Regions from separate parts of the Homo sapiens genome. Here regions 1 and 3 are each linked to region 2. The links are chromatin loops, found by intact Hi-C in ENCODE. Cell type or tissue: heart left ventricle. All regions are shown on one strand. Each heading gives the region's core, and the rest is flanking DNA. Links, peaks and the distances in the headings are about the cores only.

Evidence for each region. A loop is a pair of places that touch in the nucleus more often than their neighbours do. Peaks named below come from ENCODE experiments on the same cell type or tissue, not always from the same donor. Only the 100,000 strongest peaks of a DNase experiment are listed, where the experiment ranks them.
Region 1: it touches region 2 in a loop (2.9-fold over the local background); 24 of 110 quality-filtered maps call a loop at or near these places.
Region 3: a loop joins it to region 2, with 4 times the contacts of the local background. A loop is called at or near these places in 38 of 110 quality-filtered maps.

Annotation. Positions count from the first base shown.
Region 1 is chr1:192,998,969-193,010,864 of GRCh38, reverse strand. No RefSeq gene overlaps it. Among named protein-coding and RNA genes, the nearest start is that of UCHL5, 54 kb to the left of the region's middle. RefSeq lists a silencer at 44-209. In heart left ventricle, for the core only: no CTCF peak of the experiment used is centred there; no DNase peak of the experiment used is centred there.
Region 2 is chr1:192,603,472-192,615,367 of GRCh38, reverse strand. The region is part of intron 2 of LOC105371664 (a long non-coding RNA gene); the gene reads left to right. It overlaps LOC107985241 (a long non-coding RNA gene), which reads right to left and starts at 6,013. Exons shown (of 2, transcript XR_001738348.2): 1 at 5,432-6,013. In heart left ventricle, for the core only: a CTCF peak has its summit at 5,061 (motif pointing right); a DNase peak (open chromatin) is centred at 6,087.
Region 3 is chr1:193,016,857-193,021,856 of GRCh38, reverse strand. It overlaps UCHL5 (ubiquitin C-terminal hydrolase L5), which reads left to right. Exons shown (of 11, transcript NM_001199261.3): 10 at 662-760. Among named protein-coding and RNA genes, the nearest start is that of UCHL5, 40 kb to the left of the region's middle. In heart left ventricle, for the core only: a CTCF peak has its summit at 2,214 (motif pointing right); no DNase peak of the experiment used is centred there.

The DNA of each region.
Region 1 (11,896 bases), core at 3,379-8,378, 390 kb before region 2:
TTGTATTTTTAGTAGAGACGGGGTTTCTCCATGCTGGTCAGGGTGGTCTCTAACTCCCAACCTCAGATGATCCTCCCACCTTGACCTCCCAGAGTGCTGGGATTACAGGCGTGAGCCACCATGCCTGGCGTCCTAAGTACTTTTTTGCACAGTAACTCCAGCCTTCACAGATATGAAATAAGTCACGTTATCCCCATTTTTCAGATGAGGGACACTAAAGCACAACAAAAGACAATGGGTACATTAGTTATGGTGTATTGGAATACTAGGCAGTCATTGAAAAGAATATGAATGTCTATGTATTAATATGGAAGGATGTCTGTGACTTATTTTTAAGGAAAATGAAAGTATAAGTAACTTGCCCAAGTTCATACAGCCAGTAAGTAGTAGATCTAGGATTCAAACTTGAACTCGTGCTTCTCTCTTTCACTTCCTCCCTCCCTCCATTCCTTCCTCCCCCCGCCACACTTCCATCCTTCATCCTTCCCTTCTTTCTTCTTCTTCCCCTTTTTTTTTTTTTTTTTTTTTTTTTTTGAGATAGAGTCTCGCTCTGTCACCCAGGCTGGAGTGCAGTGGCACAATCTTGGCTCACTGCAACCTCTGCCTCCCAGGTTCAAGTGATTCTCCTGCCTCAGCCTCCCGAGTAGCTGGGATTACAGGTGCGCACCTCCATGGCTAATTTTTGTATTTGTAGTAGAGACAGGGTTTCACCATGTTAGCTAGGCTGGTCTCAAACTCCTGGCCTCAAGTGATCCACCCGCCTTAGCCTCCCAAAGTGTTGTGATTACAGGTGTCAGCCATAGCACCCTGCTCTCCTTTCTTCTTTATGGTAATTTCTTGTGATGCTCAGCTGCACACATCCTTTATATACTTCCACGATTCTTCTCATAAAAATGATTCTTAGAGGTAAAATTTCATTATGGACAGAATTGTACAATGGAGGTGTTTATGTGAAAAAACTATCTCCGGATTTATTAGAAGCTTTGTAGGAGACATTGATGACCTTTGCTGAGTTATTAAGGAATGCCAAGAGTAAGTGGTAACTATGAGCTCTGAGATCCAGTGGCTCCCTGAGGGCTGGTAATTAGGATTTCGATTAGAGGCTAACAAGCGATCCAGGTTGGGCCTCCCAGGCTGTCTCCAAGTGAGGTTACCAAGGTCCAGGATCTGCCCTTTCAGCTTATGATTTGAGTATACTCATTGAAGGTGATAAGGACTTTGGGTAGTTAAGCCAACTTAATAAAACTTGCAGGAGACTAATGTACACCTGAAAAACAATCTATTAATTTACTTTACAATTATAACTGCCAGCAGACCAGACATTTCTGTCAGCTTATTGACACATTGTCTCCCTGGTAGATAAACTTACCAAGGAAACCGAATTAAGGCCAGAAGGTTAGTTGACTATAGAACTGGACCAAAGGAAATTATTTGTTGTTTAAAGATACTTGCTATGATAGCCTGTGACATGGTTTGCCGTGTTAGACACCAACCAAATCTGCCTGTAGATAGGTTGAAAGCTAGGCCGCTTGTGCCAAACAGCCAAATTTTGAATGTAAAGGAAAATATCTTGAAAGAAATTAAAAGTGCTACTCCAGTGGACACATGAATGATAAGAAAATGAAACAGTCCTATTACTGATATGGAGAAAATGTGAGTGGCCTGGATAGAGGATCAAGCTGGCCACAATACACACCTCCTTGATCAAATTGTTACTGCATGCTTCTACTGCTAGAGACACAATGACAAAATTTTAAACTTCATAATTATCACTTTTCTGGTTGACATTTCCCTGCTTCCTTTCTTGTGTCAACAAGTGTTTTCAAATGTGTTATAATTTAAGTTTAAATTTATTTGATTTGGCCAGGCGTGGTCATTCACGTCTGTAATCCCAGCACTTTGGGAGGCCGAGGCGGGTGGATCACTAGGTCAGGAGTTCAAGACCAGCCTGGCCAAGATGGTGAAACCCCGCCTCTACTAAAAATACAAAAATTAGCCAGGTGTGGTGGCATGTGCCTGTAGTCCAGCTACTCGGGAGGCTGAGGCAGAGAACTGCTTGAACCCAGGAGGCAGAGGTTGCAGTGACCCGAGATTGCACCACTGCACTCCAGCCTGTGCAACAGAGTGAGACTCTGTCTCAAAAAAAAAAAAAAATTATTTGATTTTAATTTTTTTCTAATCTGGCCTTTTAGTGACATCTGGAGAGACTGCTTAATCTAATTTTTCAGACTGTCTCTAGATGAGGGGACTATTTCCTATAATCTATGTAATATCAGTGTATGAGGAATCAGTATTTCTATTCTAATAATGCCAATATGACCTTTCCTAATATCTTATGCCTGAAATAGCCTATATCTAACTTACTTGTTTAGAATGCTCTGCACACTTGGTACAACGTGAAAAGTTTTTCTCTTAGGGCATACAGGATAGTTATTGGAGTGGCTGCATTGCTTATACAGTGAACACCTTGGGTGATGCAGTTACTCTTCAGATTTCAGGCAGAAATTTACTTGAATTAATGTTTGTAATAAAAAACAATGGTGTGCCAACTTAAGTAGCCTCATTACATCTTCCATGAGTAACTTGCTCACTCTAGCCTCTATGGCCATTCTAAGAACTGTACTTTCTTGCCAATTTTATTGAGGTTGGTAAACACAACTTCACAGATAAGACAGTGGACTTTGTGCATATTCTTTTATTCTAAAATTGTAACCCTATGTTGTAGTAAGTTGGAGAACAGACTACTGGATTTGGACTTAGGGGACCTGGGATTCTAGTCCTGCTAGTCTATTAACTATTGTGTGATCTTTGCTTATATCCTGTTATCTGCTGAAATGCACTTTGTCCTTTCCTTTGTTGTAATTTTCAAATAGCACTTATAGAGCAAACAGGTGGCTTTCACATCTGTTTATACAACTAAACCTTAAAACAAATATTGCTCTATTAAAACTTCATTGTATTAGACTTTCTCTCTCTCTCTCTCTCTCTCTCTCTCTCTCTCTCTCTCTCTCTCTCTGTCTCTTTTCTAGACCTCTCTTTTTCTGTTATGGTTGAATCCAAACATAAGAAATCAGACTTATAAAGCTTTTTTAAAGAACACATTTGAAGTTTAGGAAAAGTTTTGTCATATTTCCTTAGCTATTTTGACAACACTTTGGGAATCTATTTTCCCTCCAATAACAACTTCATAAGCTCATAAATGTAACTTATACTATTGTCTTGATGTGATCCTTTTTGCTAATTCTAACTTCCAAGATGATATAGAGTATAAGCTAGTGTAAACAATACTTATTCTGATGGAGCATCTGCATCTTGGTATCTAGTCATCTGTACACACAATCTTTATAGCTTCTTTCCAAATGTATTCACAGAAAGGAAAATCAACTCTTTTCTAGATATGTCTTTAAATAAATGTAGACAATTCTGGAGCCTAGTGATAGGATTACCATTTTAAAAGTTTCGAATTACATATTTTAGCATCAGTAAATATCAGGAGAGAAGAACTATTAGAAATACCACATGAATCCTTTTATTATAATAGATGAGGCAAGATTGAAGATAGGCTGAACATCTGCTTGTTCATTCATTAATTCATTCAATCAAAAAGTATACATTATCTACTCTGAGTCATGCTCAATGCTATGTATTTGGGTTACATGGGTGAAAAGACATATCTTGCTCTGTATCATGTTTTCTCAACTATTCTACAGCCTTGGGCTGGGTTTTAACCTGGGGATTATAACGTGCCCTGGGAATAACTTCCCTACACAATAGGTATTAGTAACTGTTACCAGTGTATTAGACAAAACAGTCTAAAATAGGACTAGTTTGTCCCCGTATGCTGTAATAATGTTCATCTATGAGCATACCTTGTTTTACTGTGCTTCACTTTATTGTACTTCATAGATACTGTGTTGTTCACAAACTGAAGATTTGTGGCAACCCTTCAATAGGCAAGTCTACAGGTGCCATTTTCCCAATAGCATGTGCTCACTTCATGTCCATATATCACATTTTGGTAATTCTTGTACTATTTCAAACTTTTTGCCAACTATATCTGTTATGGAGATCAGTAATCAGTGATCTTTGATGTTACTATTGTAATTGTTTTGGGGTGCCATGAACCATGCCCATGTAAGACAGCAAACTTTACTGTTGTGTGTATTTTGACTGCTCCACTGACACGTCTCTCTCCCTCTTCTTGGGTCTCTCTATTCCCTGAGACACAACAATATTGAAATTAGGCTAATTAATAACCATTGTACATTGTACACTTTAAACCAAAAGCAGAAATGATTAAGTTTAGTAACGAAGGCATGTCAAAAGCCAAGATAGGCTGAAAGCTAGGCCTCTTGTGCCAAACAGCCAAGTTCTGAATGCAAAGGAAAAGATCTTGAAAGAAATTAAAAGTGCTACTCCAATGGACACATGAATGATAAGAAAATGAAACAGTCCTATTACTGATATGGAGAAAATGTGAGTGGTCTGGATAGAAGATCAAACCGGCTACGGCATTCTTTTTTTTTTTTTTTTTTTTTTTAACTTTCAGTTTAGCTTCAGGGGTGCATGTGAAAGTTGGTTACACAGGTAAACTCGTGTCTCAGGGACTTGTTTTACAGATTATTTCATCATCCAGGGTTTAGCCCAGTACCCAATAGTTATATCTTCTGCTCTGCTTTCATCCTCCCACCCTTTACCCTCAAGCAGACCCCTGTGTTTGTTGTTTCCTCCTTTGTGTTCATAAGTTCTTACCATTTAGCTCCCACTTGTAAGTGAGAACATGCGGTATTTGGTTTTCTGTTTCTGCATTAGTTTGCAAAGGATAGTAGCCTCCAGCTTCATACATGTTCCTGCAAAAGACATGATCTCATTCTTTTTTATGGCTACATAGTATTCCATGGTATAGACGTACCACATTTTCTCTATCCAATCAGTCATCGATGGGCATTTAGGCCAGTTCTGTATCTTTACTATTGTGAATAGCACTGTAGTGATCCATTCATGTGCACGTGTCTTTATGATAGAATTATTTATATTTTGCTGGGTATTGCTGGGTCGAATGGTAGTTCTGCTTTTAGCTCTTTGAGCAAATGCTTTCCACAATGGTTGAACTAATTTACACTCTCACCAACAGTGTTTAAGTGTTCCCCTTTTGCTGCAACCTCACCAGCATCTGTTACTTTTTGACTATTTAATAATAGCCATTCTGACTAGCATGAGATGGTATGTCATTGTGATTTTGATTTGCATTTCTCTAATGATCAATGATATTGAGCTTTGTTTCATACTTTTGTTAGCCTCACGTATCTCTTCTTTTGAGAAGTGTCCGTTCATGCCCTTTACCCACTTTTTAATGGGATTGTCTGTTTTTCTCTTGTAAGTTTGTTTAAGTTCCTTATAGATGCTGGATATTAGACTTTTGTCTGATGCATAGTTTGAAAATATTTTCTCCCATTCTGTAGGTTGTCTGTCTACTCTGTTGATAGTTTCTTTTGCTGTGCAGAAGCTCTTGTTTAATTAGATCCCATTTGTGAATTTTTGCTTTAGTTGTGATTGCTTTTGGCATCATTGTCATGAAGTCTTTGCCAGTTCCTATGTCCAGTTGGTATTGCCTAGGTTGTCTTCTAGGGTTTTCTAGAGTTTTGGGTTCTTTCATTTAAGTCTTCAATCCATCTTGAGTTGAATTTTGTATATGGTGTAAGGAAGGGGTCCAGCTTTAATTTTCTGCATGTGGCTAGCCAGATCTTTCACCTTCATAGTTAGCTGTATTCCTAGGTATTTTCTTCTTCTTGTGGCACTTGTGAATGTTATTGCTTTTCTGATTTGGATCTTGGTTTGCCTGTTGTTGGTGTATAGGAATGCTAGTGATTTTTGTACATTGATTTGTATCCTGAAACTTTGCTCAAGTTGTTTGTCAGCTGAAGGAATTTTTGGGCTGAGACTATGGGGTTTTCAAGATATAGAATCATGTCACCTACAAACAGAAATAGTTTTGACTTCCTCGTCCTGTTTTGATGTGCTTTCTTTCTTTCTCTTGCCTGATTGCTCTGGCTAGGACTTCCAATACTATGTTGAGTAGAAATGGTGAAGAGGGAGTGCTTGTCTTGTATTGGTTTTCAAGGGGAATATTTCTGGCTTTTGCCCATTTAATACAATGTTAGCTGTGGGTTTGTTATAGATAGCTTACTATTTTAGATATGTTCCTTCAATATCTAGTTTATTGAGAGTTAACATGAAGGGGTGTTGAATTTTAATGAAAGCCTTTTATGCATCTATTGAGATAATCACATGGTTTTTGTCTTTAGTTCTGTTTATGTGATGAATCACACTTATTTGATTTGGTATGTTGAACCAACCTTGCATCCTAGGGATAAAGCCTGCTAGATAGCAGTGGATAAGCTTTTTGATGTGCTGCTGGATTTGGTTTGTCAATATTTTATTGAGGATTTTTGCATCAATATTCATCAAGGGTATTGGCTTGGAGTTTTCTTTTTTTTTTTCGTATCTCTGCCAGGTTTTGGTTTCAGGATGATGCTGGCCTCATAGAATGAGTCAGGGAGGAGTCCCTCCTTTTCAATTATTTGGAATAGTTTCAGTAAGAATAGTACTATTTCTTCTTTGTACCTCTGGCAGAATTCAGAAAACAGCCTTATATTGGAAAAAGATGCCATCTAGGACTTTCATAGCTAGAGAGGAGAAGTCAATGCCTGGCTTCAAAGCTTCAAAGGACAGACTATTTTTCTTGTTAAGGGTGAATGCAACTGGTGACTGTAAGTTGAAGCCAATGCTCATTTACCATTCTGAAAAATCCTAGGGTTCTTAAGAATTATGTTACATCTAATATGCCTGTGCTCTAGAAATGGAAGAAAACAGAACACATTTGTCTACAGCATGGTTTATTGAATATCTTAAGCCCACTTTTGGGCTACTGCTCAGAAAAAAGAAAAATTCCTTTCAAAATATTCCTGCTCATTGACAATGCACTTGGTCACCCAAGAGTTCTCATGGAGATGTATGAGGATATTAATTTTTTTTCATGCCTACTAACACAGCTAATTCTGTAGCCAATGGATGAAGGAATAATTTCAACTTTCAAGTCTTACAATTTAAGAAATAAATTTTATAAAGTTATAGCTGCCATAGAAAGAGATTTCTTTGATGGACCTGGGCAAATTAAATCAAAATCCTCAAGGGAAGGATTTACCATTATATTTGCCATTAAGAACATCCATGATTCATTGGAGAAGGCCAAAATGTCAACATTAACAGGAGTGTGGAAGAAGTTGATTCCAACCCTCATGGATAACATTGAAGGATTCAAGACTTCTGAGTTGGAAGTAACTGCAGATGTGGAAGAAATAGCAAGAAAGCTAGAATTAAAAGTGGATCCTGAAGATGTGAGTGACTTACTGCACACTTATGATAAAACTTGAATGGATGAGGAGTTGCATCTTATGGATGAGCAGAGAAAGCAGTTTATTGAGATAGAATCTATTCCTGGTAAAGAGGCTGTGAACATTGTTGAAATGACAAGAAATTATTTAGAATATTACATAAACTTAGTTGATAAAGTAGAAGTAGGGTTTAGGAGGACTACAGTTTTGAAAGAAGTTCTACTGTGGATAAAATACTAGCAAACAGCATTGCATGCTACAGAGAAATCTTTTGTGAAAGGAAGAGTCAATTGATGTGACAAACTTAACTGTTGTCTTATTTTAAGAAATTACCAGACCACTACTACCTTCATCGATCTTCACACTGATTAGTCAGCAGCCATCAACATCCATGCAAAACCTTCCACCAGCAAAAAGATTCTGACTCACTGAAGGCTCAGATGATTGCTAACGCTTTTTTAAGCAATAAAGTGTTTGTTAATTAAGGTATGTGAATTTTTTAGATATAATTCTATTGCACACTTAATAGACTGCAGTATAGTGTAAACATAACTTTTGTATGCTCTGGAAAGCCAAAAAAATTTATGTGATTCCCCTTATTCTGATATTTGCTTTACTGTGGTAGTCTGCAACTGAACTTGTGATATCTCTGAGGTATGCCTGTAGTTTGAACATAAGTTTATGAAGATCAACTTCCACTTGAGACTCCAACTTACTATTAGATGTTGTGAACACAATATAAAAATTTCTGTTCATGGCCCGGCACGGTGTCTCACACCTGTAATCCCAGCACTTTGGGAGGCCGAGGCGGGCAGATCATGAGGTCAAGAGATGGAGACCATCCTGGCCAACATGGTGAAACTCTGTCTCTACTAAAAATATAAAAATTAGCTGGGTGTGGTGGCATGTACCTGTAGTCCCAGCTACTCAGGAGGCTGAGGCAAGAGAATCGCTTGTGCCCGAGAGGCGGAGGTTGCGGAGCCGATATTGTGCCACTTCACTCCAGCCTGGCGGCAGAGCGAGACTCCGCCTCAAAAAAAAAATTCTGTTTATGTTTTTTTTTTTTTTCAGATTCAGTAACAGCTTATTTCTGGGGAAAAGATAAGGGAAGAAAAAAAGAACAAAGGTATTAACTGGATTTCAGTTTAGGTTCAACTTTTTAAAAAATAGATTTGGGAATACAAGTGGGGTTTTGTTACATGGATATTTTGCTTAGTGGTAAAATCTGGTCTTTTGGTGTAACCATCACCTGAATAGTGTACATTGTCCCCCGAAAGTAATTTCTCATCCCTCCCACTTTCCTGTTCTCCAGTGTCTATTATTCTACAGTCTAGGTCCATGTATACACATTATTTAGCTCTCGCTTATAATTCAGAACATGTGGTATTTTACTTTCTGTTTCTGAGTTATTTCACTTAAGATAATAGCCTCCAGTTTCATCCATGTTGCTGCAAAAGGCATCATTTCATTCTGTTTTATGGCTAAGCAGTATTCCATGGTGTATATATGGCACATTTTCTTTAACCAGTCATCTCCATTGATGGACACTTAAGGTAGTTCCATATCTTCGCTATTTTGAACAGTGCTGCAATAAACATACAAATGCAGATAACTTTTGGATGTAATGATTTCTTTTGTGTAGATACCCAGTAGCGGTATTGCTGGATTGAATGGTAGTTCTATTTTTAGTTCTTTGAGAAATATCCATACTGTTTTTCGTAGAGGTTGTACTAAGTTACATTTCCACCAACAGTATGTAAGTGTTCCCTTTTCTCTGCATCCTCACCAACATCTGTTATTTTTTGAATTTTTAGTTATAACCATCTCGACTAGTGTGAGATGGTATCTCATCGTGGTTTTAATTTGCATTTCTCTGATGATTAGTGATGTGCATCTTTTCATATGCTTGTTGGACATTTGCATGTCTTCCTTTGGAAAATGTCAGTTCGTATTATTTGCCCAGTTTTTAATGGGGAGATTTTATTTGCTTTTTTTTTTTTTTTTTTTTTTTTTGTAGACAGAGTTTCACTCTTGTTGCCCAAGCTGGAGTGCAATGGCGAGATCTGGGTTCACTGCAACTTCCGCCTCCCGGGTTCAAGCGATTCTCCTGCCTCAGCCTCCTGAGTAGCTGGGATTACAGTTGCGTGCCACAACGCCTGGCTAATTTTTTGTATTTTTAGTAGAAACGGGGTTTCACCATTTTAGTCGTAATGGTCTCGAACTCCCGACCTCAGGTGATCTGCCTGCCTCAGCCTCCCAAAGTGCTGGGATTACAGGCGTGAGCCACCGTGCCCAGCTATTTGCTTTTTTTGTTGTTCTTGTTTGAGTTCCCTGTAGCTTCTGGATATTAGTCCTTTGTTGGCTGTATCGTTTACAAATATTTTCTCACATCCCATAGGTTGCGTGTTCTCTCTGTTCATAATTTTCTTTTTTCTTTCTTTCTTTTTTTTTTTTTTGCTGTGCAGCAGCTTTTTAGTTTAATTAAGTCCCTTTTGTCTATTTTTGTTTTTGTTACATTTACCTAAGCCAATGTCCAAAGGAAGTTTTCTAGGGTTTCTTCTAGAATTTTTATAGTTTCAGGTAATATATTTAAGTCTTTACTCCATCTTAATTTTTGTATATAGTGAGAGATAGGGATCTAGTTTCATTGTTTCGCAGATGGCTATCCAGTTTTCTCAGAACTATTTATTGAATTAGGGTATCCCTCCTTCAGTTTAAGTTTCTGTTGATTTTGTTGAAGATCAGTTGTGTGTAGGTATGTGACTTTATTTATGGGTTCTCTATTCTGTTGTATTGATCTATGTGTCTATTTTTATATCAATAACATGCTTTTTTTGGTTACTGCAGCCTTGTAGTATAATTTGAAGTCAAGTACTATGATGCCTCCAACTTTGTTCTTTTTGCTTAAGAGTGCTTTGGCTATTTGGGCTCTTTTTTGAAATGAACTTTAGGATTGTTTTTTCTAACCGTGAATAAGGACATTGGTATTTTGATAGGAATTACAATGAAGCTATAAATTCGATGTTTTATAGTTCTTGTGTACATCTTCCACCTCTTTAGTTAAATGGATTTTTTGTAGTAGTTGTTGTAAATGGAATTTAGTTACTGATTTGTTTCTTAGTTTGATCATTATTGTTGTATAGAAATGCTACCTATTTTTCTATGTTGATTTTTTTATCCTGAAACTTCTGGATTCATTTATCAAATCTAGGAATCTTTTGGAAGAGTCTTTAGGGTTTTCTAGGCTCAAGACTATATTGTCAGCAAACAGAAATAATTCAACTTCTTTTCCAATTTGGATGTCTTTTATTTATTTCTCTTGTCTGATTGCTCTGGCCAGAACTTCCAGTACTATGTTGAATAGAAGTGGTGAAAGTGGGCATCTTTGTCTCATGCCAGTGCTTAGGAGGAATGCTTTTAGCTTTTCCCCATTCAGTATGATGTTGACTGTGTGTATGTCATAGATGGCTCTTATTATTATTATTAATTTATTTTACTTTAAGTTCCAGGATGCAAGTGCAGAACGTGTAGGTTTGTTACATAGGTATATGTGTGCTATGGTGGTTTGCTGTACCTATCAGCCCATCATCTAGGTTTTAAGCCCTGCATGCATAGCTATTTGTCTGAGTGCTCTCCCTCCCCTTGCCCCCCAACCCTCTACTGGCACCAGTGTGTGTTGTTCCCCTCCCTACGTCCATGTGTCCTCATTGTTCAACTCCCACTTATGAGTGAGAACATGTGGTGTTTGGTTTTCTGTTCCTGTGTTCGTTTGCTAAGGATGATGGTTTCCAGTTTCATCCATGTCCCTGTAAGGGACATGATCTCATTCCTTTATATGGCTGCATAGTATTCCATGGCGTATATGTATATGTATATGTATATGTACCACATTTTCTTTATCCAGTTTATCATTGATGGGATTTGATTGGTTCCACATCTTCACTATAGTAAATAGTGCTGCCATAAACATACGTGTGCATGTGTCTTTATAGTAGAATGATTAATATTCCTTTGGGTATATATCCAGTAATGGAATAGCTGGGTCAAATGGTATTTCTGGTTCCAGATCCTTGAGGAATCTCCACACTGTCTTCCACAATGGTTGAACTAATTTACCTTCCCACCAACAGTGTAAAAACATTTCTATTTCTCCACACTCTCGCCAGCATCTATTGTTTCTTGACTTTTTAATAATTGCCATTCTGACTGGCATGAGTTGGTATCTCATTGTGGTTTTGATTTGCATTTCTCTAATGATTAGTGATGTTGAGCTTCTTTTCATATGTTTGTTGGCCGCATAAATGTCTTCTTTTGTGAACTGTCTGTTCATATCCTTTGCCCACTTTTTGATGGGGTTGTTTTTTTCTTGTAAATTTGTTTGAGTTCCTTGTTGATTCTGGATATTAGACCTTTGTCCGATGGGTAGATTGCAAAAATTTTCTTCCATTCTGTAGGTTGCCTGTTCACTCTGATGATAGTTTCTTTTGCTTGTGAGTGCTGTC
Region 2 (11,896 bases), core at 2,737-7,736:
TATTTTCAAAGAAGACATAAAAACATGTAACAGATATATGAAAAGCTACTCAGTGTCACTAATCATCAGGGAAATGCAAGTCAAAACCACAATGAAATGTCATCTCACACCTGTTAAGAGGCTACTGTCAAAGAACCAAAGACTAGTATTGGTGAGGATGTAGAACAATCAGAACCCTTGTACACTCTTGATGGGAATGCCAAATGTTGTAGCAACTATGGAAAACAGTAAGGAGTTTCCTCAAAAAATTAAAAAAAACTACCATGAGATCTAGCAAATTTGGTATTTAACCAAAAAAATTGAAATCAGGATTTTAAAGAGATATTAGCATTTCCATGTTCATTTCAGCATTATTCACAATAGCCTATATATAAAAATAACCTAAAGAGCTGAGAAAATGGATAAAGCAAATGTGGTATATACATACAATGGAATGTTATTTAGCCTTAAAAAAGAAGGAAATCCTGCAATATGCAACAAAATGGATGAATCTTAAGGAAATTATGTTAAGGGGAGTAAGCCAGTCACAGGACAAACACTGCATGATTCCACTTCTATGAGAAATAATCTATCTAAAAGAGTCAAACTTCTAAAGGCAGAGAATGGTGTGATGGTTTTCAGAGAGTGAGAGAAGTAAGAAATGGGGAGTTGCTAATCAATGGATACAAAGTTTCGGTTATGCAAGATGAAGAAATTCAGAGATCTGCTATACAACATTGTGCCTATAGCTAACAGTACACTGTATTGTATTGTACTGTACACTTAAAAATCTGTTAAGAGGGTGGATTTCATGTTAAGTGTTTACACCACAATAAAATGTAAAAAATAGAATTTAATCTTCAAAAGATGTCTTAAAAATTCCTCATGCGTTTAGAAACTAAAACAAAATAAAACAAAAACACACTCTAAATAATGAATGGATCAAACAGGGAATCAAAATAGGAACTGGAAAATGTGAATAAAAGATAATAAACATGTCGTGTATCAGAATTTGTGGGAGAATGCTTAAGTGATTTTTTTTTTTTTTAAAGAGACAGGCTGCAGCATAGTGGTGTTATCATAGATCACTGTAACCTTGAACTCCTGGGCTCAAGCAATCCTCCCACCTCAGGCTCCAGAGTAGCTAGGGCATGTACCACATGACTTTTTTTTTTTTTTTTTTTTTTTGACGGAGTCTCGCTCTGTCGCCCAGGCTGGAGTGCAGTGGCCCGATCTCGGCTCACTGCAAGCTCCGCCTCCCGGGTTCACGCCATTCTCCTGCCTCAGCCTCCCAACTAGCTGGGACTACAGGCGCCTGCCACCACACCCTGCTAATTTTTTGTATTTTTAATAGAGACAGGGTTTCACCGTGTTAGCCAGGATGGTCTCAATCTCCTGACTTCGTGATCCACCTGCCTTGGCCTCCCAGTGCTGGGATTACAGGTGTGAGCCACCGGGCCCGGCCCGCCATGACTATTTTTTTTTTTTAAAGTTTTGTACAGATATCGTCTGGCTATGTTGCCCAGGCTGGTCTCGTCCTCCTGGCCTCAAGCAATCCCCCCAGCTTGGCCTCCTAAAGTGCTAGGATTACAGGCATTAATGACTGTGCCAGGCCTAAAATGATTTTTTTAAGGATAATTTATATGACATTAAATGCTTGTATTTTAAAAAGAAAGAAAACTGCAAAATAATGAGCTATGTGATCAACAAAGAAGATAGGAAAACAGTACCAAAAAAACATATAAATCAGAGGGAAAGGAATAGTACACAGGTAAAAGCACAAATTAATGAAATAAAAACAACTGTCATAATTTAATAGAAAAGGAATACAAAAAGGGTTAAGAAACAAATTTGTTTCTACGTAAAAATAAGGAAGTCTTTCTGACAAAAGTGATATAGTAGAAATAGAGAGATGACCTTTAACAATATTAGGGATAAGAAAAGGTCATGGCTACAGATCTACAGTTCTAATAGATATGAAACAGAATCACAGGAGAATACTATGACCAAAAAATAAATGGTCATATTTCTACAAAAATGTCACTTAGCTGACAAAAAATAATTAGAAAATCTGAATAGATCTTTAACTATTATGGGAATTAAATGAAAATTTGAATATTTTCATCTCCTAGTGCATCAGCACACCTCCTCCTATGCCCCTATCTTCATCCACACTCACAAAACCACAAATCCAGCTCCAGCTAATTTTAGAGGAACCTTAATCAACTATGCAAAGGACAGGAAATCCAAATATGACATAAACTTTCCAAAGAATAGAAAATGAGTGTATCTCTAAACACATTTTATGAAACTAGTAAAACCTCTATATCAAAACCGAAGAAAGACAACATGAGAAAGGAAAATTATAGGCTCATCTTTAATATGCAAAAGAATACATTAGAACTAAATTGGGCTTGTTTTAGAATGCAAAGAAGTTTTACTATTATAAAATATTTTAGTGTATTTCATCGCATTAATAGATGAAAGTCATGTGATTATCCCAATAAGTGCAGAAAAAGTATTTGATAAATATGCAATACTGATTTACAATAAAGAAGACTAGGAATAAAGGAGAAATCCCTGAATCCTGTGAAGAGTTTCTACCAAAAACTTACAGCAAATGTCATATTAAGAATAAAACCTTTGAAGTACTGTCCTATTACTGTCATTGTTTCTATTAAATGTTTGCTGGAGGCCACACCTAGTGCAAAGTGCAAACAAGTATAACTATTAGCAGTGAAGAGACAAAATTATTATTGTCATAGGGAAGGCCTATCAGCTTACTAAGAAAATCTAAAAAGAACATATAGGCAAATTACTTGACACTAAAGAAAGTTTAATTACGCTGTTGAAATACAAGATTAACACGTAAAAATAATCTGCTTTTCTTTATATAGCATAAGCAAAGATAAAATATAGCTTAAACCATAGCATTTAAAATTGTGATAAAATTATATGGAACCTAGGAATAAATTTAACAAGAGATGTGCAAGAGTTTCTAGAGAAAACTTAGTAGTTTCATGAAACAGAGAACCTAAATAAATAAGGAGCTATATTATGTTCATGGAGGAAAATATTATAAATATAACTCTGTCTTCATTAACCTATACATTCAATGTAATTCCAAGCAAAATTACAGTAGAGCAATTTCCTTTGACTTTGACAAGTTCTTGCTATAATTCATACCTCAAAAAAGAGTAAAAAATAATTAAGACATTTTCCAAAATGGTGGAGAGAACCGATATCCAGGTTTACTCTAAAATTGTAGAAATTAAAATGGTATAATATCTGTGCAAGTAAAGACAAATAGAAAAATGTACAGCACAGAACAGCCCTACTCATATGGAAAAATAAAATACTACAGAGGTGAAAATCAGAGCACAATATGGATTATTCAATAGATTGATGCTGGGATGACCGATTATCTATATAGAAAAAAAAGCCCATGACCTCAGATACCAGCCTTACATTATACCCAAAACAATGGGTTAAAGGCAAAAATATTAAAGATTTAATTAAAAAATTAGTACAGAACCTGTTATGACCCTGAGCTACAGAAAGATTTCTTAAAGAAAAACTAAGGTATAAAACTTAAAGAAAAAGATTGGTAAATTTTACTACATTGAAATTAACAACTTCTGTACAAACAAATTGCAGAAGAATATTTACTTATATAAACATTTATATAATGTTTTAAAACATGTAAACCCGTACATGTATTGCTCCTGGTTATATGTAATAAAAATATAAAGACATGCAGGTGGATTATAAACTCTAAATATAGATAGTGATTTCTGATAGAGATGGAGGCAGGGGATAGGTATATGGGGTCTTAATTGTCTGTGCAGTATTCCATTTTTACTAAATAAAATATGACAAAATGTTAAGATTACAAAAATAAGTGATAGATCCATGGGTGTTTTACATATTGACTTACAATTTTTTCTATGCTTGAAATATTTAATAATCCACTTTTTTTAAAAAAAGAAAAAAATGAAAACTGAAATATAAGAAGAGAAAGATGGCAAGACAAAGATGGTAAGAATTTACGTGTGTGTGTGTGTGTGTGTGTGTGTGTGTGTGTGTGTGTGTGTTGGGGGTGCCTAGTGCGGAGAGGGAGGGATAACTATAAAATGAGTTCAAACGTTCAAACTATCAGGACTAGAGCTCTTCAGATGTAGACAGTGGAAGTCTGTGAGAAGACTTAATAGAATTATGCAAAATTATAAATTTCTAGAATAAAGTGAAAAATATATGCTTATTAAATATTAAGGAAAGATGCTAGTGGTTCCTTTTTCATTTTAGTGAAGCAACTTGAGGAAGCATTCAAAATTAATATCATTTTGTTCAATAGCTAATGAAATTACCAAACATTTCAAGATTGGGACTATAAATGAATTAAATATTAAGTACATATTATGAATTTATGATCTAAAAGAAAATATATGTGTCAGAAAAGCTGATATATATTAAACCTTGAATTCAGAATGGAGCATTTCATATTCTGTTGTGTTAGGAACAGGTGCCTAGATGAGGAAGGCCATGTGACTGACAGCAATTTGTAGAGTCTCACATAAGAAATTGCTCAAAAGGCCTGTAAATTCTGACCTTCTCATGTTACTAATTATAGAATTGAGGCACAGAGAGATTGCACAATTTGCTCAAGGACACAACTAATTTGAGGCACAATCAGGACTATAAATCTATGATTTCCATCCCAGGAATTTCACGTTAAGTGATTCTGCCTTACATTTTTATAAATTTAGAGGGTTAACTGATTACAATGCCTACATTCACTTTGAACTTGCATAATGTTATTTTCTTCCTTTTTAACTATGATTGATAGCTAATATATTATCTGACGATGTAAGTACAATTTTTAAAAAGTGGTCTTTCTTAATTACAGTTAACTTTTTTCAGAGTTTCTTTGTGACAGGAAAGAGAAATTTGATATATTTATTTTACTTTAAAAATGTGCCAAAATCCACAAAAGGAAACATTATCACTGTATTTATTTTAAAAAAATTAAAAATCATTTATATTGGTCAAATTGGGGATTTCAAAATATGCCCATTAGCCACTAGGTGTCATCATAGGCCATTGTAATTAAAAGCCAGTATGTAATTTCCTTGAAAAGTTAATAGCAAAATTTTTGCCGAAATATTGACCCTTTTATAGATCTAGATACATAACTCTATATTAATATATTTAATAAATATACTAGGGATAAAAAATATATTTAAATAAATATAAATCAAATGTTTTTATATTTGTATTGAATATAGTAATATTCTATATTTAAGCACTAGGTGGAAAGATTAATCAGAAATAGATTTCACATAGTTATTATCATAGCCCATGAATAAGAACTTATGATTATAGTACTGACGATTTTAGTGACGTAAACACTATGTTTAATCAATGTTAACTAAAATGACAACATTTGTCTTACCTTGGGATTCCACTTGCATGTTGCTTTGTCACGAAAGAGAAGGTTGCGGGTAGACACAAGATCAGCCGCTATTGGTTCTGTTTCAGGGTGGTGGAGGAACATCAGAGGCAATAGTTCTGCAGGCTTGAAGGACATTATTGGGCCTGGCTGACTGGAAGCAAATCAGGCATCTATTTACCCCTGTATGCCACTTTGTGATACTATGCTTCCAACTTATACAAAGGTTTGTTTTCTTCAAGTAAGATGTGAACTTGCTGGTTCTTGGCTGAACATGAAGGTGTTAGTTTTTAGAATGGATCTGTCATATTCCCCATGGACTTTGAGTATTTAGTCACTTGTTTCAGAAAAGGAAACAAGGACAGAAAAAGAGGTTTTGGGTTCTCTTCATCTCTACCATGGCATTTTTTGGTTCCTGTTTGTCATTCAATTTTATTTCTCAGTACCGAAACTTCTTGAAGAATCCCCTACCTTATAATATGGAGCCCATCTCCCATTACATAAATAAAAAATTACAAATGTTTCAGCCTTTCTTTTAGCTATGACATGGGCACATGCCATAGTACCTGCCAATCAGATGTGTCTGTGGCAGGATGTGAATCGAAAGTTAGTTACATGAAAAAGAGGAACTGCAGAATGCTGCCGGCGAGAGTGGTGAGGAGGTGACAGCTACAACCCACGTCAGTGCTGTGGGATCCAGTAGCAGCAGATGGTGCTTGGTGTCTGGGGTTTTGGCTCTGAAAGCAGCAGTGTGTGTGCCCAGCGGTGGTGGTGATGCCAATTTGTGGGACAGTTTCGCAGCAGGATTTGGGAGGAGGTTTCCAACTTCTGGGCCTCCTAGAGATGATGAGAACTATCCAATAGTCTTCTAATACATAAATTCCTTTCATGCTTAATTACATTTTTGTCTTGCATTATTTTTGCTGTAATAGTAAAGAATTCCTAACTTATATACTTCCCATTTCCAAAGCAGAAAAACACGATGCCTACATTGTGATAAAATAAGGCCTATCATTCTTTCTTACTTTCCAAATTATCCATAAATTTCCCTCTTTTCTGCCAATGATGAGCTGGATAAAATGGTGGTGGCAGTTGTGGTGGAGGCGGAGGTGGTGGTGGTGGTGGTGTGTGCAATGTATGGTTTATGAGAGTGTGTAAATTTGACAACAGGGAAGATTTCTGCCATTAGGGAGATGTCAAAGACCCAGGTGCTGCCCTTGATATTTATTTTGGGTTTGTTTAAGTGTCATGTCTTTTCTTCATCCCTTAGAGCAGCATACACAAGTTATAGCACCAGTAGCCAGGGAATGTCACAAGTTTTATGTAGAACAGTGGATGAACATAAATAAGGGCTCTGAGTACTTGCCCATCAGCAGTAATAGGTTGCAAATGCCAGCAGATCTGTTGGAGACCTACTCTGTACATTAAAAGCACCTGAACCTCAGACCTTGAATTCAAATATCTCATTATATGTATATTTTTACTATGATGTAGATACCCATTGTCTTATTGTTGGAAATGGGCTGGTTTTTTTTTTTTTTTAGAGCATTTTGGTTAGGAGCATTGGGACCTGATAGAAATGAGTTAAATTCCAGTGTTGGCATTTAGTTGCTGGGTGACTTCCAGCATGAGTTACTTAAACTTATGTAAAAATGAATTTTTAATTACACAAATAAAACACAAAACTATTTTCTTTATGAAATGTAAACAATTGCAGATAAGTCTAAATAAAGCTTGTGACACTTCTTTAGCACCCCAGTGCCTGACGTTCCCCAGAGGCAAACACTATCTCCCTTTTCCTCATCTGTAAAATAACTATAATGATACCTATAATACCTACTTGACAGGCTTGTGGTACGGCTCCCTGACTCAGCAAACCAAATTAGAATGCCTTCCCTGATCTTCCAGACGAGCTCAGATAGCCTTGCTTTATGATCCCATGACAGACACTCTGTACTTCTTGATAGCAAATTTACAACGGTTATTTATGTTTTTAATTACAGTAGAGTATTATTTACCTAGCACATTCAGGATTTGGTGTATACATGATTGATGATATATCCAGAGTTTAGATAACCTTAATCCCAAAGCACAGAAGAATAGGGAATAAAAAGGATGTTTTGGCCTGCAATATATGTATTCCATGCCAAATGTATGTTTGTGTGAGTGTGTGTGTGTGTGTGTGTGTGTGTGTGTATACATATATATATTTGCATTATTGTTGCCCTCAACAGTTGAGGAAATATGAATATCAATTCAATAACCTATGTATCTAAAAAATTAAAATTTCTCATCTCCTCTTACTTAATTTCAAAACCTGGTTGTTCTGGGGTTTCCATATAACTGTGGTATTAAGGCAGGAAGAGATCACCTGGTTGCCATCCTCTGTTTATGCTGGAGTCCCTCCACACCACCTTCTTGTTCTGTTGGTTGAGCTACTTTGATGGCCTTGTCATCTCTGATCCTGTAGAGTCTTCAGTTGCTGGCCCAGTTGGGTCATTGCTGAATGCTCCTTGTCTCTGACGAAAACCCCTTTGAGTCCAGTCCTCTAGCAATTTCCATGCTCTTCCATGGCTCGAGCAGTGGAGCCTTCTACAGCTTCCCAAGTCCAGCTGTCTAGAGACCCCATGTAGTTCTTCTTTCTCTGCTATGCCTGCATTGTGATGGGGTGGAGAATCTCTGCCAAATATGCTGCTTTTTCAGCTCTACCCAGAACTTTCTTATTTATTTATTTATTTTGAGGCAGGATCTCTCTTTGTCACCCAGGCTGGAGTGCAGTGGCACGATCTTGTCTCATTACAGCCTTGACCTCCTGGGCTCAAGCAATCCTCCCCCTTCAGCCTCCCAGAGAGCTGGAACTACAGGTGTGCGCCACCATACCTGGATAATTTTTTGTGTTTTTTGTAGAGACAGAGTTTTGCCATGTTGCCAAGTACCCAGCACTTTCTGTCAGCACCTGGATTCTTAGAACTACCTGGCTGTTTTGTAATATTCCTCCCCTGGGATAAATCCCATTTGGCAGGTTGGGCAATTTGTACTTGTTTTCCATTCTCCTTGAAATGCTCTTCTCATAAAAACACAAAGCTCACCTCTCCAGTTCCTTCAGGTTCCAGCATTGTCTCATCACAGGGACTTTCCCTGAACACACTTATGTAAACCTTCTCCATGTCCATATTCTCTATGCCTTTAACCCCTATTATTTTTATTTTAGTATTTATTGCTGATTGATTTCTATTTCTTTTTTCCTCACTTTCTCTCTATTTTTATTATTATCACTATTATTATCTGTTTCCCCAAGATAATACAAATAATTAAGTTGCAGAAGTTGATAGGATTTGAATGTAGCTCTGTTTGTCTTCAAGTAGATGCTCTATCTGGGACAATACACTGCATGTGTTAAACCCTTTGAATACTCTAAAACACTGTCAAAAACTCATAAACCCACAATAGTAATGACTTTTTAACCAATACAACTGACCAAATATTCATGAGTCTTTGTCACATTTTCTTCATTAATACAGTAAGTAACTAAAGTGGCAAAGTACATGCATCCATTAGAGACACAGTCTAGGTAGGAATTCCAGTATGAAAAATACTGGCCTCCCTGCTTGAGACTGAGTCTAGGGTAGGCAGAATGCCCACCACCCAGATAGACAAGCAATACAGAGATCTCCACTAAGAGGTTTCTGGTCCATGCCGTTTTGCAGCTCCTTCCTTCCTTCCTTCCTTCCCTCCTTCCTTCCTTCCCTCCTTCCTTCCTTCCCTCCTTCCCTCCTTCCTTCCCTCCTTCCCTCCTTCCTTCCTTCCCTCCTTCCCTCCTTCCTTCCTTCCCCCTTCCTTCCTTCCTTCCCTTCTTCCTTCCTCCCTCCTTCTTTTTTCTTTCTTTCTTTCTTTCTCTCTCTCTCTTTCTTTCTCTCTTTCCTTCCTACTTTCCTTTCTTCCTTCCTTCATTCCTCCCTCCCTCCCTCCCTCTTCTTTCTTTCTCTCTATTTCCTTCCTTCCTTCCCTCCCTCTTTCTTTCTTTCTTTCTTTCTTTCTTTCTTTCTTTCTTTCTTTCTGTCTGTCTGTCTGTCTGTCTGTCTGTCTTTCTTTCTTTCTGTCTTTCTTTCTTTCTCTCTTTCCCCCTCCCTCCTCCTCCCTCCCTCTCTCCTCTCTCTTTCTCTCATTCTCTTTCTCCCCCTCCCTCCCTTCCTCCTTCCATCTGTCTCTCTTTCTTTCTGTATTTCATGTAAGACAGGATTTTCTATATTGCTCAGGCTAGTCTCAAACTTCTGGCCTCAAGTAGTCCTTCTGCCTCAGCATCCTGAGTAGCTGGGATTATAGGCATGCACTGCCATGCCCAGCTATGAATTCCAATAGTAGTATTCAATACTATTGTTTAGTTTTTAGTGTTTTTATTTAAAAATTCAATTAAAGTTGAAAATAATAGCAATGAATTTTCATTCCATAAACTTTCTTTGGAAACACTTTTATTAGATTAATGTTAGGCCAAGAACAGCTGGCTACCCAATTTTTATAACAAAACTTTATAGACTTAAGGAAACAGTGGTCTATGCCTGTCTTGATGTTGTAAGGTGACCTGAGTGTTTTCAAGATTACCAAAGTATTATAGAAATGCATGTTAAAATGATAAAGAGAAAAACAACAACACACACACACAAAAAAAAAACACATTGCAATCAAGCACGTCACACACGTCTAGATAAAAATGATGACTCTTTGTGTGGAGTTAGATGTCATTAAAAGCATAGACCATGATTTAAAATAGTTGCTGTGGTCAGACATGTGATACCACAAAGCGGAAGAAGTCTAATCTTGAGCCACATGTATTTTTTAAAAAATATGCCAGTGCCCATTTATTTATAGAAACAAGCTTGGCCATTCATTAGTAACCAAGGCAGGAAGAAGTCATCTGATATTCATGCACAAATTTAGCTATTTCCATTTGAATGAATATAATCTTGAAAGATTTAGTTTTTAAAGGTTCTATTTATTCATAATAATTAAATTTTATGTAAAACATTACTTGTAAAGCATTTTGATATAAGTTTTTTAACACAATTTTTATAATATGATCTTGAGGAAGACAGGGCATTTATTATAGTTATCTGTATAAGTAAATACAGATAAACTAACTAACTAAATAAATAAACTAAATAAATAAAGTAAATAAACTAAAGAAGTTAAATGACTTGTCCTAGGTCACCTATTTTTTTCTTGGTGGAGCCCAGATTCAATTTAGTCCTCTACTCACAAAGACTATAGACTTGGAATAAAGTTAGAAACCATCAAAAAGCATTATCCAGGTCCATTTCTTTGCATACAATCTATACATTATTGAAATGAAATTTATCTCAAGAATCTATTGTCAGCATGATTTGGTATTTCCTGGAATTTTACAATTATAAAACTAGATAGATTCTAGAGATCTAGTCTGGCTATCTCCTTTTATTTTGTATTGTAAACATAGTTCCTTTCTGTTAATCCATCAAAAATTTTTTAATAGTTTATATTTTTAATAAAAAATACTAAATATAGTTCGTTGCAGGTTTGGGCATACGATGCTAAATACTTTTATACTTTTAAAAATGTACAAGAAATTGACAACATCATATATTAGAACAAGCATTGTAACCTCTTGAGAGAGAATATAGCCTAAAGCAGTTCATCCAAAACCTCCCTACATTATATGATTGACATTTGACTCTTTCCAATATGTCTTTAGGTCTTCTTAGCATAGATTCCCTAGAAATACCTCAATAGCAGAATAAAATTTATGTTGGAAGATGATTGAAAGCTTGTGACTAAATTGTTCTACATGGTTGGCATCATGTAAGTGCTCTATCTATCTGTGTATCTATCTCTATCTATTTGGGGTTAAATTTATAGTCCAATACTTTGTAATTTATTTTATAAAAGTCTCACATAACTTTCCTATTTTGAAGTCTCCTGAGTATTAAAATATAATTAATATTTGAATCAAATATATGTTTTGTAACTACCTAGTTGTTAGCAACAATTGCATTATATACCTGAAGTTGAGGGAGTAGAGAAGGATAAAACATTATATAGTGCAGGTTTGAGCTATTATATTGTTCAGAGATGATGCACTAGTTAAAAACTAGAATATTCTTGAAGTGGGACTTGAACTGGGATTTGAAGGATCGATTTGGCTTTGGAGAAAAGAGGTATAGCATTCTAAAAATGGAAGACAGCAAACAAAACAAACAAACAAGCAAAATACATGAGAGTAGAATAAACACCTCTGTGGAGTTTACAATGAGGAGGCTGGGTTTGTCTGTTTACAAGATGAGCCAGACTGCAGAACTTCAGGAGCTACAATCAATGGGCTCTGGTCCGGGTCATCTCTAGGACATGGAATCAAGGTCATCTGGAAAGTGAACACATTGGGCAGCATGTGAAACCAGGATGTTTGACTGTTGGAAGAAAGGAAAGTGGGTAATTCTA
Region 3 (5,000 bases), core at 1-5,000, 410 kb before region 2:
TTTAATTTAATTAATTAACTGAAGGAACTCTAGTTAAAGGAGAAGTCAGAGAAGCTCAAATTTATATGAAGTTTAAATGAATTTATAAGAGATGGAAACTTTCTATGGAAGGGCAATCAATTATACTTCTACCAGGCAGAATATATAATAGGTCAGTGGCAGTAAAAGCCTAGAATCACATAACTTGAGAGGATGTTATCTAGACAGTGCATAGTTTTCCACTGAAGTAGAAATTTTTTCCTGCAGTGTACCCCCTTTCGATAAAAAATAATCTGAAGGAAAGATTGTGCTTGATCACAAAATAAAGCTGGTCTCATTAGACTTTGCCTGATTATTTGCACAGGTGAAGTAGCAAATGTTAATTTAGCTTGTAGATGTTTAGTTGTTTTTATAAATGACATTTTCATAAGTAATGTTAGATTGGACTTTTAAAGGCCTCTATTATTTGCTAAGTCAGGGGCAGGAGGCCCTTGCCCAAGAAACTCCCTCCACATGTTTTATTGTGTTAATTTTTATTCTCAGTGGGAATGGAATCTCATTATTTCTAAAATCATTTTCTTATGAGAATGGATATACCATTTCTATTTTGAGTTGGATGCAAAGAATAAAATATCAAAATTAGCAGAAATGTAGTTAGTGTGGATTGATGTTTTATTTTCAGATTGAGAATATCAGAAGGAAGCATAATTATCTGCCTTTCATTATGGAATTGTTAAAGACTTTAGCAGAACACCAGCAGTTAATACCACTAGTAGAAAAGGTAAGTATTTTATTGGTAGATACTTAAATTAAGTTTAGAGTCTCCAAAAACATAAAATGTATTTTTTATTTTTTGCTTGAATAGAGGTAAAATTTTTGGAAGCTTGTACGTTTTTATTCTTTTGCTTTTGCCTCTTGTTTTCTACTCTGTAAGAATTAGTTCAATTGAGACTGTAAAACAAAAATAAAGAATTACCCCACTGCTTTAGGCTTCCAGATTCTTAGTGTCAAGACCTCAGGTTATGCTGTATTAAAATAAAATTTAAAACACTTCCTTTAAGCAAAAGTAGATTTTTAATGCTGATAATTGAAATAATATTTTCCTATTTAGCAAAAATTTGAGTTGATATAACAGAATTTAAAAGTAGAATGGACATTGTTGGGTTTAAAAAAAAAATAGCCTGTACTACGAAATAGGTTTTCTTATTTCTAATTTAGTATCCATTCCACTGAGGGAAAACTAGCATAAGTTAGTGAAGAATTCTGATTTCTATGATTTTTTTCATAAGTAACAATAAAATATTTGTTGAATAAGTAAAATGCAGTTAAATTGTTTTTAAGTTCATACTGTAAATCAGTGTTTCTGAAAGTGAACATCAGTGGATACTCTTTAAAATACATGTTACCTGGCCCCTCCCCAGATATTCTGATATAGGGGAAGGATTCTTTAATAAGTTCCCCAAGTGATTCTAATGCAACTGGTCTGTGTACCACAGTTTGAGAAACACTTTGAGAAGACACTACTAGGCAAATAAAATTTTGGACCATTAACTTAAAGACGAGAATACATGGTAGGTATATTTTCCTTATTAATTTTAAAGTTTACAAAGCAAAGATTGATTTCAACCAAGCTGTTTCATGTTATACATTCTAAATAATATGAGATGTGAGCTAATAAGTTTTTTGTGTATATTACCTTATTGATTGAAACATGTGACCCAACTTTTAGCATTAAATGTAAAAATTATTGCAGAAGACTGCTAAATCTTCTCTTTTCCATTATAGGTTTTTCTGTTCATGCATCTCAGGGTGTATTCTAAGATGGGAAACTGTTTTTAAAGTTTTAGATTAATACAGGGTCCTGTGGTTCTCAAAATTGCTTGGTTAACAAGAATACCTAGATATGATGTTATTAATCATATCAAATGTTTTTCTGTTAAAAATATTAAAATAACTATAAAATGTGCTAAATATGTGATACATCAGATTTTAAGTTAGATAAATGTTACTAGGGACTAGGACCCTTAGATAAATATTAAATGTATAAATTTTGCATTAAAATTGATCTGTGAACAGAATTTTTTGTGTGTGCAAATTAGTAAGTAAAAGAACCACTGTTGTTTGATTTTTAATTACACTATATCCCCAGATTTTTTTGAGAGCATAGTTAGAGAACAACAGCTTGTCAGCTTAACATTAGAATAATTATTCCTTAGTTCACATTTTTTGGACACAAGGTGGCAGCATATAAATACCTGATGTTAGTGGAACACCAACTCTGTTGTGTTTGCCTTCATTTTCTTAAGGAAAGTAGTTATTGACCTTCTAGTTGCTTATTTCTCTAAGCTGTTCTTTTATTAATATTCCAGAAGCAATATTGAGATAGATTTATTTCTTATATACATGCAATAACTATTATTCTCCTAGGTTCTGAAGGAGCTTAGACTCATTTAATTGGAATTGTTGAAATGTTTTAAATTATTCATCAAACATTTATCTAGCTGCGAGGATATTCCAGGCACTCTGTTAAGGTCTAGGGATGTATACATAACTGAGACATATTATTTTCTCTTAAGCAACTCATGGTACAATTTGGGAAAGGAATAAATGAACAATTATGGTATTGTGCTAAATAGTATTATTTTGATAAATGCCAGGATAAAGTCAGGCTAAAGATCCCCAGCAAGCACAGGGTAGCTCCTAAATAGCTTTATAGCCACTTAAAATTTCACATCCATAAAGTTTTAAATATGTGGTGGGAATTAAGTGCTTAATCTGTAGCACTATATCCGTTTCCTTTGCAAGAATATATTTTTGTTCATCTTATTTTGGAAAAAAAAGATACCATATTAAAATATCATTTTCTGCAGATAAATGCAAATTTAAAAAATAAAGCGTGTTGAAAAACTGTTAGAATAAAGATTAGATTTTATAATTATATAAAATCTTTACCAGTGATAGTTAATTACTTAATGGTAATACTTCTAAGAAAAATTACCTATAGAATTCAGAAATAGATAAGTTGGAATAGTGGATCTTACTGTGTTTTGTTTTCAGGGAAAATAGGATAAAAGAACAAGGTGTGAGAAGGAATAGAAGGAAACAAACAGGAAAGATATGGCTGCACCATGCAGTGCTACTATATGCTGAGATTCTACAGGATGAGATTTTTGAATAGCTGAGGCAGTTGCCTATAATCTGTGATGACATAAAAGTATTTGACCTAAAATCTTTTTATTTGCAAAATAATAAATAAAAAGTGATTCTCCCTCGGCATGGCTATAATGAACTTGGTTAGAACCTATAAATGTTTTTGTTATGTGAGACTTTTTAACCGATGAATTCGTTGAATACACACCACATTTAAAAACTGCCTAGGAGGTAATCCAAAAATATATAGTTATAAAACTTCTTGTATTATGTACCAAATCTCTTTCTTAAAATATAAAATAAAATTATCTAGTTTAAGATTACATTTGTGAGACTTCTATTTATTCAGGTATATTTATGATTAACAAATTTTTGTCTACACATTTGTATGTAATTATGAATCATTGTCTATCTTAAATTTTTAACTACCAATAACTTAACGTGATGTAAAATCATAAATTCCATTGCTATGGGGAAATCCAAACAACTTCACAATATTGAATTTTGTCCACATTTTACTATGACTTTGTGATTCAATTGGTAATAAGTAAGCTTCAGATCTTTTTCTATTTCTTAATAGAAATAAGGTAGAAGAATAGTTAAGGCTAATCACAACAATATCTACATTAGTATCTATTAATGCAGAATTATCTGATTTGAGTCAGTACTTTTTAATATCATTGGTACACTGTATAGAAGGAAAGTATTTTTAACAGTATATATTTTTCCATGTTATTTATATGATTTTATTTTTATTTTTTAACAAAAACAGACCAAAATACAGGCTTTGAATTTAAATCTTATATATATGTTACTTATTAGCTGGAGCTTTTAGGCACTATTTACTTTCTTATAACCTCTTTCTCATCTGTAAACTGGGAATCATACCTACTTCACATTCTTGATGATTAAATGAGATCATATCTGTAAAGTGTATAAATTAGTGCTCAATTAATTGTGATAATTATTTTTAATTTTAATAAATGTATAGACACTCTGCCTTATATGTGTTTGCTCATTTAATTATGTTGTAAAGTTTATATCAGAAACCAGTAAATTTATTTCTTGTTAATCCTTCTCAATATTCTATTAAGTATACTCAGATCAATAAGGAAAGAAGCACATACTTTTATTTTAAATTATGCCTAAAACCAAATTATATTTATTATTTGAGGACAGAAAACTTTGTATGAGATGCGATACACATATCAAATTACAAATTATGCTTGTTAACTAAAAACGTTGATGTTGGCAATTAACTTTATTATTTTTAATATGACACACAGACTATTTGCTCTTATTCATTCTAAGGCACAGCACTGTTTTATCATACTGTTAAATAATAATTATACTACCTAATACATTACAAAAAGAGATTGTAATTGTTTTAATTGCTGTATTTTTTATTTAAGGACGTTTTAAAAAAAGTTGTATAATGTAGAAGTCTAATTCATTGACTCTTCTGAAGTGGCACAGTGGAAAAATATTGCATTGTAGTACTCTAAAATCTTGCTTTTAGAAATGTCTTCTGAACACCAGCAGAACTGGCATCATCTGAGAGTTTGTTAGAAATACAGAACCTCAGGCATTTTACTAAATCAGTCTGCATTTTAACAGGGTCTCTAAGTCATTGGTATATACATTGAGAAGCAATGCTATAAAGCATATGTCTTTGATCTGTATTGAGGACTTACTGTATACTAGCTGTGGGACTTTGGTCAAGCTTGATAACATCTATAAGCTCTGGCTTTTTCATTTGCTAAAGAATAAAACAAGTACTGTGTTCAAGCTATATAATTGTAATGAAGATCTATTGAACTAGTATGTAAAAACATTTTTTTTTAGGTCATATAAATAAAGTTTGTTGACAC